Linked DNA regions of Homo sapiens: region 1 is linked to region 2. A link is a contact called in ENCODE Hi-C or POLR2A ChIA-PET data. All regions are on one chromosome and are shown on one strand. The core of a region is the stretch at or near the end of the contact, and the rest is flanking DNA. Distances in the headings are between cores, read along the strand shown. Region 1 overlaps FMNL2 (formin like 2). Region 2 overlaps FMNL2 (formin like 2).

What was found. Hi-C counts contacts between places; a loop is a spot of excess contacts on that map. ChIA-PET counts read pairs that join two places held with the same protein, here RNA polymerase II (POLR2A). Pooled maps may share reads with other maps.
Region 1: a loop to region 2 is called in a map of B cell, with 2.0 times the contacts of the local background. The contact joins two enhancer-like sites. A Hi-C loop is called at or near these places in 7 of 168 maps with a recorded cell type or tissue (B cell, CD14-positive monocyte, Caco-2 and 4 more), 11 of 37 single-sample maps with no recorded cell type and 6 of 50 pooled maps. POLR2A ChIA-PET finds 5 or more read pairs at or near these places in 4 of 52 experiments (GM12878, MCF 10A, PC-9 and 1 more).

The regions. Positions count from the first base shown.
Region 1 is chr2:152,463,974-152,469,393 of GRCh38, forward strand. The region is part of intron 1 of FMNL2 (formin like 2); the gene reads left to right. Among named protein-coding and RNA genes, the nearest start is that of FMNL2, 130 kb to the left of the region's middle. Within about 2 kb of position 3,143, at least 15 of the 41 ENCODE cell types and tissues checked have a DNase peak (open chromatin) inside an H3K27ac peak, as active enhancers do; they include B cell, CD14-positive monocyte, GM12878 and 1 more, where a contact is called at or near this core.
Region 2 is chr2:152,404,545-152,410,311 of GRCh38, forward strand. The region is part of intron 1 of FMNL2 (formin like 2); the gene reads left to right. Among named protein-coding and RNA genes, the nearest start is that of FMNL2, 72 kb to the left of the region's middle. RefSeq lists an enhancer at 731-1,025. Within about 2 kb of position 2,892, at least 21 of the 41 ENCODE cell types and tissues checked have a DNase peak (open chromatin) inside an H3K27ac peak, as active enhancers do; they include B cell, CD14-positive monocyte, GM12878 and 1 more, where a contact is called at or near this core.

The sequences.
Region 1 (5,420 bases), core at 1,893-4,392, 60 kb after region 2:
CCAAGCTGGAGTGCAATGGTGCAGTCTTGGCTCACTGCAACCTCTGACTCGCAGGTTCAAGCGATTCTCCTGCCTCAGTCTCCTGAGTAGCTGGGTTTACAGGCATATGCAACGATGCCTGGCTAATTTTTTATTTTTTTTGGTATTTTTAGTAGAGACAGGGTTTCACCACGTTGACCAATCTGGTCTTGAACTCCTGACCTCAGGTGATCCGCCGACCTTGGCCTCCCAAAGTGCTGGGATTACAGGTGTGAGCCCCCGCACTCAGCCACTGATGGTTAATTTTCAAATGTATCTTCCTCCTCTGCTTTTCTGTGGGTGCCAACAAATAGAATGGTGGGTTTGTTTGTTATTCTTAACTCCTTTGGCTGGCTTTAAACATGTTCTCTTTTTAGCCTTATTTTTCTAAAAGCTTAGTGCAGAAATTTCTTGTTTGGCTTCCACTCTTCAGGGTGTGATAATTCCCAAGGTCTCTCTCTAGCTCCTCAGGAATGTACCCCCCTGATGGACTGAAATTTGTCCACTCCAGTGAAATTGTTTGGGGGAGAAGGGAGCAGAGTACACGTTCAAGATGTTTTCTCCCAGCATTTGTCTGTTGATGAGCTTTTGTAATTTCCATTTCACTGTCCTTGCCCCAGAGGATAACCTTGGATCTCAGTGTAGACTAGATTGAGTGTAAAATGAGTTAGCACAAATGAAGTGGAAACAGATCAGCGTGTGAGGAGGAGGCTCAGACGCTAAATCCTCTAGTTGGGTAAAGTTGAAAGCATTTTCCTCAGAGCCTCCCTGGGAATGCTTGTCCTATTTCTCAGAGAAATAAGCTACTGTGTGCATGTTGTTGCTGTTGATGCCTTTGACATTTGTGCTTAGCGAAGTGGAGGGTTCTGTGGGGGATACCAAAAAATTGCCCTAATCTCTGTCCTCAGGAATCTTATTGAGAAGGGGAGATGACCTGATTGCTAGACATCCATCTAGCTTCCCTCTGCTAGGCACGAGATGTACAAAGGTTTAAAAAGAGCCATGAATGCTAACTTCTTGGCTTACAGCTTAGCAGGGAACTCAGCCATGACTTGTAATACAGTGGGATCAGTACTACCATGGCAGCATCAACAAGAAACAAGTGCGATCTCATAGCCCTGCGCAAGTAGTGAACTACCAGCAAAGTCGGAGAGGCTTCATAGAGAAGGGGAGTTGAGCAGAGTTCTGAAAAGACTCCCCTCTGACTAGTGGGACAGGGCATTCGTGCAGGCAAGAACACCCTGTGCGAAGGCACTGAGGTGTGAAGCAGCCTGGTGTGTTGGTGAGTGCTCCACAAGAGCCATGTCAGACCTCAATTCAGTGCTATTTTGTGTGTTGCAGGCAGGAGGTTCAAAGGAGCCCGAGAGCAGGAAGGCTGACCAAGCCAGATTTGGAAATACTTGGCTGGGATGTTCCTGGTCAGTGGGCTATTTGGGCAAAGTGGTTAAAGTGGGACAAAGGCACAGGGAAGGAATCCATGGAGGGAAGGGGAGAAATGGCTCCTTTAGTATCTTGAATGAGGCTTTTGGATGTGAGTCCAGGTACAGTGCTATAGTTTAATTGCTTTTGCTTCTGTTTCTTTAAGGATACATTGCACTTAAACCCCAGTAATTATTCCAGATTTTGTTAGTGGATATATCCCCACCCCCCATCTGGCTCAAGCTAAGCAGTTGGCATAAGTAGGGGAACAGAAGGCTCAGAATTGTCCACTGGAAGTACTCGGCTTTTCTTTGGAGAGATCAGGTTTCTTCCATGGGAAAATGATGTCAACACACTTATCTTAGCACTTTGCCTCGAGGGCACCTGTGGGCTTGCGCCTAGAGCAAAGGAAAGGGGTTCCCTAAAACTTCCTTTCTGTTTTGGGAACATGGAGATGTGATAGAATATCCCTGATAAAAGCATCAGTTTATGGTGGAGGTGAGAGTTTATGACCAGGACCAGAAAGTTGCTAGAAAGGTTGCTAAGTGGAGAATTATGGTTGGTTATTTTCAGGAAGCAACTTAATGTTGTGGGAAGAAGCACTGGACTAGGATTTGGGAAATTTGAGGTCTAATCTTGATTTTACCTTAACTAATAAGATGATCTTGATCTTTCTGAGCCATGGTTTCCTAACAGGCAAATAAGGAGACTGGTTAGGAGACTCAAGAGAGCATATAGCAGGTGTGGTAAACCATGCAGCACTTTATAGTGTGAGGACTGTCTGAACCCTGTCACTTGGCGCCTCCATCCGGACACCACGTGTGCCCTCCTGCCCGCTGCGGGGGAGGACATGCCCCTGATGGGTCTGGGCTGCACTGGCCTCTGGGTGACTCATTGGCGTTTTGTAAACCACCTTATCTTTGAAGAAAATGTTTTCCACTACTAGTAAAATTTCTTTCTTTTCTGTCTTTATTTGTTTCTCTTTAAAGTTTTCTTAAACTGAGCTAACTTCAAAGAAGTATCTGGAATTCTCTTCTTCCTCCTTAACCACTTATAGCCCCCTTATCCCCAGTCATCATTGTAGTATATCTAATTGTTGGTGGATATAATGTGGGCCACTTTGGATTTGAGTAGTCAAAATCAGAGCCTGGCTAGTAATTGGGTTTGAAGGAGAGTTGAGCTGAAGTCATCTCATGAAACAAAAATGGCAAAAGACCATCCTATTAACACTGGACTTCCTTTGTCTTCCTTCATAAGATCCCTCAGGCTTTCCTTAGTATTAAGGAGCAGGGGGAGAAGACGGTGGCATATACTGCCCTTTAAATATGGCATTTCTGAACTTAGCTCTCCTTGTACTTTATCAAGTGAGTTGTCTTCCTCTCTCAACTAGATCCAAAGAAACATGGCAGCCTCTGCAGTCCCCGTGAAGTGCTGTGAGTGGGATGCCAGCAATAAAATCATGTCTTTCTATGGATTTTTGGTTGGTGTTCTAAGGCTTGCCGCTTCTCTTCCTAATAAGCCTGCACCGATTTTGTCCCTGAAGATTTGAGGCTGTGAAATATTCTTCCTTCTTCCTGCCTCCTCCAGTCTGGGAAGCTTCACTTATAGCCAGAGGGCTGAGTGAGGTACAGCTACTCCTACAATGAGGCAAGCCTTAGTGTTCTTGGCTTGCTTCACTGTGTTTCTGACACTGCCTTACCTTAACTCTTGAGTAAGCCCCGTTTCCTGGGCAGAATCTCACTTCTCCTTTCTTGCTGGTCATTTGGCTCTTTTTTTTCTGACAAGAGCTGGATCTTGCTTGTTTACCATCTACCCCAGCACCTTATTCTTTTTTCTTGGAAGTGCCAACATATTCCTCTACGTGCTGAACCTGTTCAGTAATTCTTGTTGGATTGTCATTCCTTTGGCAAACTGAAATGAAACACACAAATCTCAAAATAGATGTAACCAGACTCCTCAAACTTAATAAATACCGTATGTGCTTACACTAGGAATCTTGCTTGTCCCGTTTGTTAACGGGTACTTCACCCCACTCTCCTGCCTCCTGCTTCTTCCCTCGGCCCCTGTTTCCTACAAATCGAAGGCTGACAGAGCTTTTCCCCTGTGAATGCTGCTGACTTTACCAGCAGCTCATCCTGTGTAGTTACGCTGCATCTTTTGATGCCGTGCACTCGTTTGGATAGTATATGCTGTTTAAGGAACTGTCTGTGCTTGTATTATTTTGTTTGTGGAGGATGTAAATGATATAGGGTTAATTCTGATTGCCATCTTCATAGTGAGCTCGCTGTGGACTTTATCAGTATGTACACAGCATATGCATGTGTGCACACAATAGGTTTTGCCATGGAGTGCTTCTTTCTTCCGAGAGCAGGCCTGGTCAACTGTTGATGCAAGCAACAACATTTGTTTATTGAGTTCTTAATCTGCCAGGCACTGTGCTAAGCTATGTGTGTTTTAGCTCATTTAATTGTCAAAATAACTTGGTTAGGTAGGTACTGTTGTCATCATCACCCCATTTTAGGAGGACCTGAAGCATGGAGTTGTTAAGCTACTTGCAAGTGATCAGAAGATCTGGATTTTCAAGCTGGGCAGTTGGCCTCCAGAGCTCAGGCTCTTACCCATTTCTAAATCACTGCTCCTAAGTTGCTAAGGCAAATGATTGAACCAGGAATTGGTTTAGCCCCTGAATGACAAAGCATAGAGTAGTCATGGCTTCAGTGTAGCACTGATACCTTTATTTGAGGGATTCTGAAGAATTCTGACTTTATTACAGCCCTTGAGGCCTTTGATTAAGAAACTAATTCCCCTGATACATAATGAGATTTCTCTCTTGTTTCCTCAAAAGTGAGTGTGTATAGATCTAGGGCTGTGCCGTCCGATACAGGAACCACCAGCCTTTGAGGTTGTGGAGCACTTGAAATGTGGCTAGTGTAACCTAGGAGCAAACAGTTTAAGTTTATTTCAGTTCAATTAATTTACATTTAAAAACACTTCAGTTACTGGAAAACTTTTTCTGTATTTGGAACAACTTGGGTATGTGAACCTGTTTTTTTTTCATTTGTATATTTTATGAAATCTAAACATAAGTGTATCTGCTGAAAATTTAGCATGTGAATTACAATGTGCTGTAAGTAAAAATACACAAGATTTCAAAAGCTTATTTTGCATTTTTTCCCCTACTTCATTAATAATTTTATGTTGGTTACATATTGAAATGATATACCTTATTTAAGCCAGTATATCCAAAACATTATTGAAATCAGTTTCTTCTTTTTACTTTTTAATGTAGCTACTAGAAAATTTAATTCCATATGTGCTTCTCATTTTAATTCTTTTAGACAATGCTGTTTTAGAGCATAGATGTGAATACTCCCCTGTACAACAATACCTTACTGAAGCAAGTGCTCAAAAGATAATTATTGAATAGGTGATTTGAGGGTGGGAGCTGGCTAGAGAACTCATTCAATGGGGAGAGATAATGGAACCTGATTACTTTGTTGAAATTGGTACTTTAGGATATAAATGAAGTAATAATGATGCATAATAGACTCCACATAACATACACAATGCTTTATAGCCCTTTCTGTAAATTACCTCTTTGACTCACAACGTGATAAAATGAAAGTGGAGAAAATTAACATGAGCCAATTACTCTTGTTCAGATTGAGTTTCCTGTTTCTGCCATGAGCTGGAATACACTGACGCTGTTGATTCGTTTTTCTTCCTTTTGGGTGGATTTTGCAATTAAGCATATGAAGCCCTCCAGGACAGGCCTCCTCCTGGCTTCTTTTGCCTTCTTGTCTGCTGCTCACCACTTCCCTTGTCATCTGAGAACCTTTGCATACGTGTCATTTCAGCTCTTCCTGATATCATGTGTAACACCGAGGAGGAAGTCAGTGCCTCTGGAATCAGAATTAAGTCTCTGCATTGCCTTGGGACACCCCATGCCTTGAGAAGTGACACAGCTATTGTCAACACCTCTC
Region 2 (5,767 bases), core at 1,642-4,141:
ATGCATATTTGGAGTGACCTGGAATTCTGATGTAGGTAAGGGATTCAGAAGGATTATGTTTAGATTAATTTTTCTGCAGAGTTCTCCAGCAGAGTCCTAATCAAAAATTGGTGGTGGTGGCGGTGGCAGTGGCAGCAGCATTAAACACAACAAAGGCAGAACGGATCCTTATTTGCATCATTCAGTCCAGTGGGTGCCGTTAGCTACCATCCTAGAGTGGGTGTGGAATAAATTATATGTATAAAATTTTTTTGAGAAGAGGAGGATGAGCTGGTCACATGTGGCATTTTCTCCCATGTTGAAATAACATGAGATGGAGAACATTGTGTGTTGATGTCTATCTACAAGTTGATTTTTGTCTTAAGATAAGCAGAGCCTCCCTACAACAGGCCCTGAGTACTGCATCACCTTCCTCCAGTTTGAAAAACTGACGGGGGTTCTTACCAGTCTTTGTTAATTCCTGTCTCCGGAAAGAATGGTTGGTAAAGGCACATCCGTATTCTGACATGTTGAGAAAGAAAGGATACATGCTTGGGAACAGAAGTTGAGGCTGTAAATTGTTGGTGGTCTTACTAGTATTGGGAGGCTGTTTTATCCCTGGCATCTAGCTGCTTGTATGGACGCTGGGGTTCTAGAAATAAGTTTTTACTCCTTTGGCTATAATGAGCTGGGCATTATCATTAACTAGAAGGCTGGATTGGAAAGGTTTGGGAAGCAAAGGTCCTTCTGACATTCAACGCATCTTCCTTTCTGGTCTTTTTTGGAGCAGATTTTTCTTCTGTGCTCTCTAGGAAGCTGATGTGGTTCCTGTCCTCCAACTGACCAGTACCTAGAATGTCAACAGAATGACTCATGTCCCCAACATCCTGTCCTTGTTCTGGAGAAAGGGAACTGTTTGCCTTTGGAAAACACAGTGCTTACCTCTGGAAAAACCCCAAAGCAAGCATAGCTTCAACACAGTTTTCCTTAAAGCTCTTGTGATGTCTTGTGATTTTTTTTCCTTGTGACTTTTTGTAATGAAAGTGTTGGTTTTCCTGTGTCTACCTTGCGTGCCAGGTGGTTGAGAATTAGGGAGCTTTAGGTGTTGGAAAGGACCCTAGAGACCAACTGGTCCAACTCCTCTTTATGGTTTTAGAAACAAAGGCCAAGTTGAAGTAAAGTGACTTGAGATCTAGAAACTGGTCAGTGATAATCAGGACTAATTAGTACCTGGGTCTCCTGATTCCTGGTTCTGGGTCTTTGATTTTTATGGTTTGCAGTAGGTTTTTGAACAGTTCACTTGGCTGCCTTATTGGAAGTTCTATCTATGCAGAATGATATTGATATGGGTGGATATTTAAAACTACATATATTATAACATAGTAAAGTCTTTAAGAATACATGATATACATTGAGTTGTTATTCAGAAGCTAGGGGGATGTAGAAGAGTAAGAATTCTTCTGATTTTCAGGACATTCTGTCATAATTTAGCCTTAAGACAGATTTTGGGCAAGGTATATATATCTCTTGTGACTACAAAAGGAGGCTGGATTAGATTAGTTTCATTTGTTGTTTCAGGCTCTGAAATGTTATGATTCCCTATGTCTATAAGTGTATGCTGCACATTTTTTTCCTTCAGTAGTAGAGAATGTCTGCAATGTGGTTAAATCCTTATTCTTTAATTCCAGTATTATAGAATATGGGTTCCATGTAATTTACATTCATGTTGTTTTTCTTGTCAAAGAGGGAACTGAGATAGTTATCTACTGTGTTCAGTAGCATTTTGAGTGGGGAGAGAGAGCTATAGTGTAAGCTTGAACTTGAGCAGACATTAGCACTCTGTTAGGTTACAATTGGTGTTAACAGTAGAGAAAAGAATCAGAGGAAGAGGAGGAAAGAGACTGGTGTGTGGGAGCTAAGGCCCATTATTTTGTTATGGGCTTCTTCCCCTTTTGAGTGACTTAAATGATGTGATTGAAGATATTTGATAGCTCCATCAAGATGGTAGTCTCAATTCCTTCTACAGCCCACACTTTCTCCTCCTAGATTTGAATTGTTATGATGGTAGCATAATTTTTGACAAATGATGTTTGTGTGGAAGTGTACCTTTTATCTGAGTTGAGTCATTGCTTTTGATATTATCACCTCCATTTTACAGATGAGCAAATTTAGTCTGAGAGAATGGTTAAATTTAGAATTTAACCATATGACCTTCCAGGCACCACGTACTGTTCCACTTTAAGTCTAAGACGTTTCATTTACATTTTGTTCTTACTGATTTAGAAAAGTTTATTGTTTTCATTTTCTCACATTACTTCCTGGTGCCTGGCATAGGACTATAACTGAAACATTTTTATAAATGATTTAAAGGTATTGAATGTGATGAACTGGAAAAGAAGAAAAAAGCTTCCTGAGTCACCCAGACTTCATCCTGGCTCTGTCACTTTGTAATCTTGAGAGGAAAGATTAACTTCTCTAAGCATCAGTTTTCCCACCTGAAAAAGTCAGGAAAATATTATTTTCCATACTGGGTTGCTGGGACGATTAGAAACCGAGCATCTGAAAACTCTTTGCACAGTGCTTAAGGTAATTAATGAGTGTTTGTCATTATACTTATGTTGATGTTAAATTAACATCTTAAAGAACTCTAAAATATTTTTCACTTTCTGTTTTTGTTTTTTTTTTCTTTCCCCCTGAAGCTTCAGAATGTCATTTCCTCTAAATGCCTGCCACCCTCAGGGAGTTCTAGTAATAGGGTGAACATAACATCAATGGAATATGAGGAGTTACTATTAGCAGATGCTATTTGTTTCCCTTTTCATTTCTTTTTTTACAGTCGTTTGGGAGAAACCCTTCCAGCCCTGGGCGATGCGGTGTGTCAGTGTCTGCCTTTCTGCCGACTCCTGACAGCGCCTCCCTTCAGGGGTGTGGGTGGAGCTCTTCATGCCTGCCCCTCCTGCTCACATTTCTCGGTTCACTGGAAAAGTCCCCAAATCTTTTTGTCTGCTCAGTTGTGGCCTAGTAGCCAGAGTGGCTCGTGCATTAAACGAAGAGGAACCTATGTTTCTTCTCTTTTCAGCATTTTGGCTGAATTTTGAATTTTTATCTGCCCCATTGAGTCTGTTGGCTCTGGCTGCTGCTGTACCAAGCCCTCTTTCTGGTGTTCATAAACCAATGAGAGTACAATTTCATGGCCTGGGTCAGGCTTGTTTGTTGGTTTCGTCTTAATTAGAAGCAAACCTCTTTGTCTTCCCTTTTCTTCATCTTCCAGGGAGAAATGGATTTTCTAGGCTGAGCAAATTAATCATAGTGGTGTCTAATAAAAAACAATCACCACTGCAGTACCTGGCACACAGTAGGTACTCAGTAGCTGAAAGAAACAGTTCCTGTAGCTCTTCCAAGGTATCCAGCATTTTGTGCAGGTAGGCTGGGGGCTGCTGAAGGATCTGTTTGTGAAAGACGAGAATTAGCTTAAGTAACTTGGGTTGGAAAAGTCACTCTGCCTTCTGAGTGACATATGGGGGCTGGAAGGTGGCAGAGAACAGGGTTGGAGAGTTTCTCTGGTAGGTGGATTAGTGTTGTTCCCAGCTCAGAATAAGGTACATATTTGAAAGTTACTTAACACAGAGCCTTGGATTCTGCCTGTAGGATAATAGATATTGAGTAGTTGTGATAAGTAATCATATGTAGCACTTAGGTCTTTTTATCTTCAAAGAACTTTTTTAAAAAAAACACTTTTAAACACAATGAATTCTACCTTGTATCTTTATCGTAGCCCTAATGTTCTCTTCTGTGTCTTTGTCGTATTATGTTTCTTAGGACAAGTGAGTAAGCTTTGTCAATTGGTTTATAAAACATTTATGCATTTAAAGCTTCCAGGGAGTGAGAATTGAAATTACAGTATCTGGGGCTTCATATTTGCTGGCAAACTGCTGGCTTAGCATTTTCTTCCCTCTTGTCTGTTTTTCCCAAGCTATAGCAGAGATTAAATGAAATTTAGGAATTGTGTGTGAGATTTTGTTTCTCCTTGAAATACAGATGCTCCTAGACTTACGGGTTTTTTTTTGCCCTGATAAACCCATTGTAAGTTGAAAATATTGACAATATTGTAAGTCAAAAATGCATTTAATATAGCTACCCTATGAAACATCCTAGCCTAGACTACCTTAAACATGCTGAGAACACTGACATTAGCCTATAGTTGGCAAAACCATCTAACACAAAGCCTATTATAATAAAGTGTTGAATATCTCATGTAATTTATTGAATACTGTACTGAAATTGAAAAAACAGAATGGTCGTATGGGTACTGGAATTATGGTTTCTACTGAATATATATCGCTTTTGCACCATTGTAAAATTGGAAAATTGTAAGTCAGGGACCATCTGTAGTTCTGTCAGGATGGGTGAAATGCTTGCTGTGCAGTGCATTGATTTCTAAAGTCAATCCTTAGCAGATACTTTAAAACAACAAAGAACTAGAAGTTTCCTGGTTAAGAGGGAAGAAGGGTTTGCAATTGGCTTCATAAATTTCTTCTCAGGCTTTTAAAGTTATGAGTCAAGAACCTTCGAAGCAGTGTTCGTAGGTGCATCCTTTCCTTCCTCACCCCATATTTCATTTATATAACAAGATACTTCAAAGATGCTCCAAAGAAATAAAGACAGTATAATTCCAAATGATTAGCTCAAATCCGACTGCCACATTCAAGGCTTAAAAAAAATTCTCAATTGCTGTGAGGGATTAGAAAAATGGCAGCTGGCAAAAATGCCTTCAGTATAAAGATGATAAGACGCCACTTATTAATTCTTTATATAAGCAATGGTTTTTTTTGGTGAGGATATGGAGAAAGGTAATAAAATCATGGTCTCTGCTGTGGGTAAAACTAGTTTGAGAGCCCCTCCCCTGCTGCTTTTTTCAGAAGTTTAAAAAGGAGGTCAGGAGCAGAGAGTTAGTTTCCCTGACTGGGGGAAGTTAAGGAAAGGAGTGTGAGTGAGGTCATGGAGAAGGCATGGTGAAGTTTCACAGTCTTGTGGATAAGTTTCCCATTTGATATGGGATATAGTTGAGAGTTACATCAAATGGAGTTGCCACCAACATGACTGCTAATGGTGACTCTGGGTACAGAGGACATGGCATAGTAGTAGTTATGCAGTAATCGGACCCTGATTAACGATGAAGCTGATGATGGCATTGATACTTTATGGAGAACTTTGTATGTGTTTTTCCCCCATTTAATCCTTACAGTCACCATTTTCAGATGGTAGCTGGGAGTAGTAGATAATTTTCCCAGGGTCATATTGCTTAGGGGCAAAGCTGGGATTTGTAACCATGATGCAATACTGCACCTGGTGGATGTAGTCAGGGTTATCAAAATAAAGAAAAATTGACCCAAAGATATATTTTAGAGGCAGAAACAATAATAGCTTAGTAATAGTCTAGGTGTGTGAACTCGAGACAAAACGAGTAGGAAAAAGATGGTTTTTAAGTGACAGTTTTGGAAAAGAAGCAACGGGGGTGGCAGGAATGAACAATACAGTTCTGTCTCGGTCATGTTTATGGACTCTTCTTCCTAGAGAACAGCCAATAGTCTTTCATCAGTGTTGATTTCATCTTTCAGCCTTCAGAAAACAGCTGTCAATCCAAGTGCTTGCTGTCGATATGGAGCACAGGTTGTGAACACAGTGCCTTTGTGCCATGCTTTGGTCACATGTACAGGTGTTGACTCTAGCAGCAGACCAGTACCTACTCCCAGTGGAGCTCAAATTCACACATCACACCATCACATTG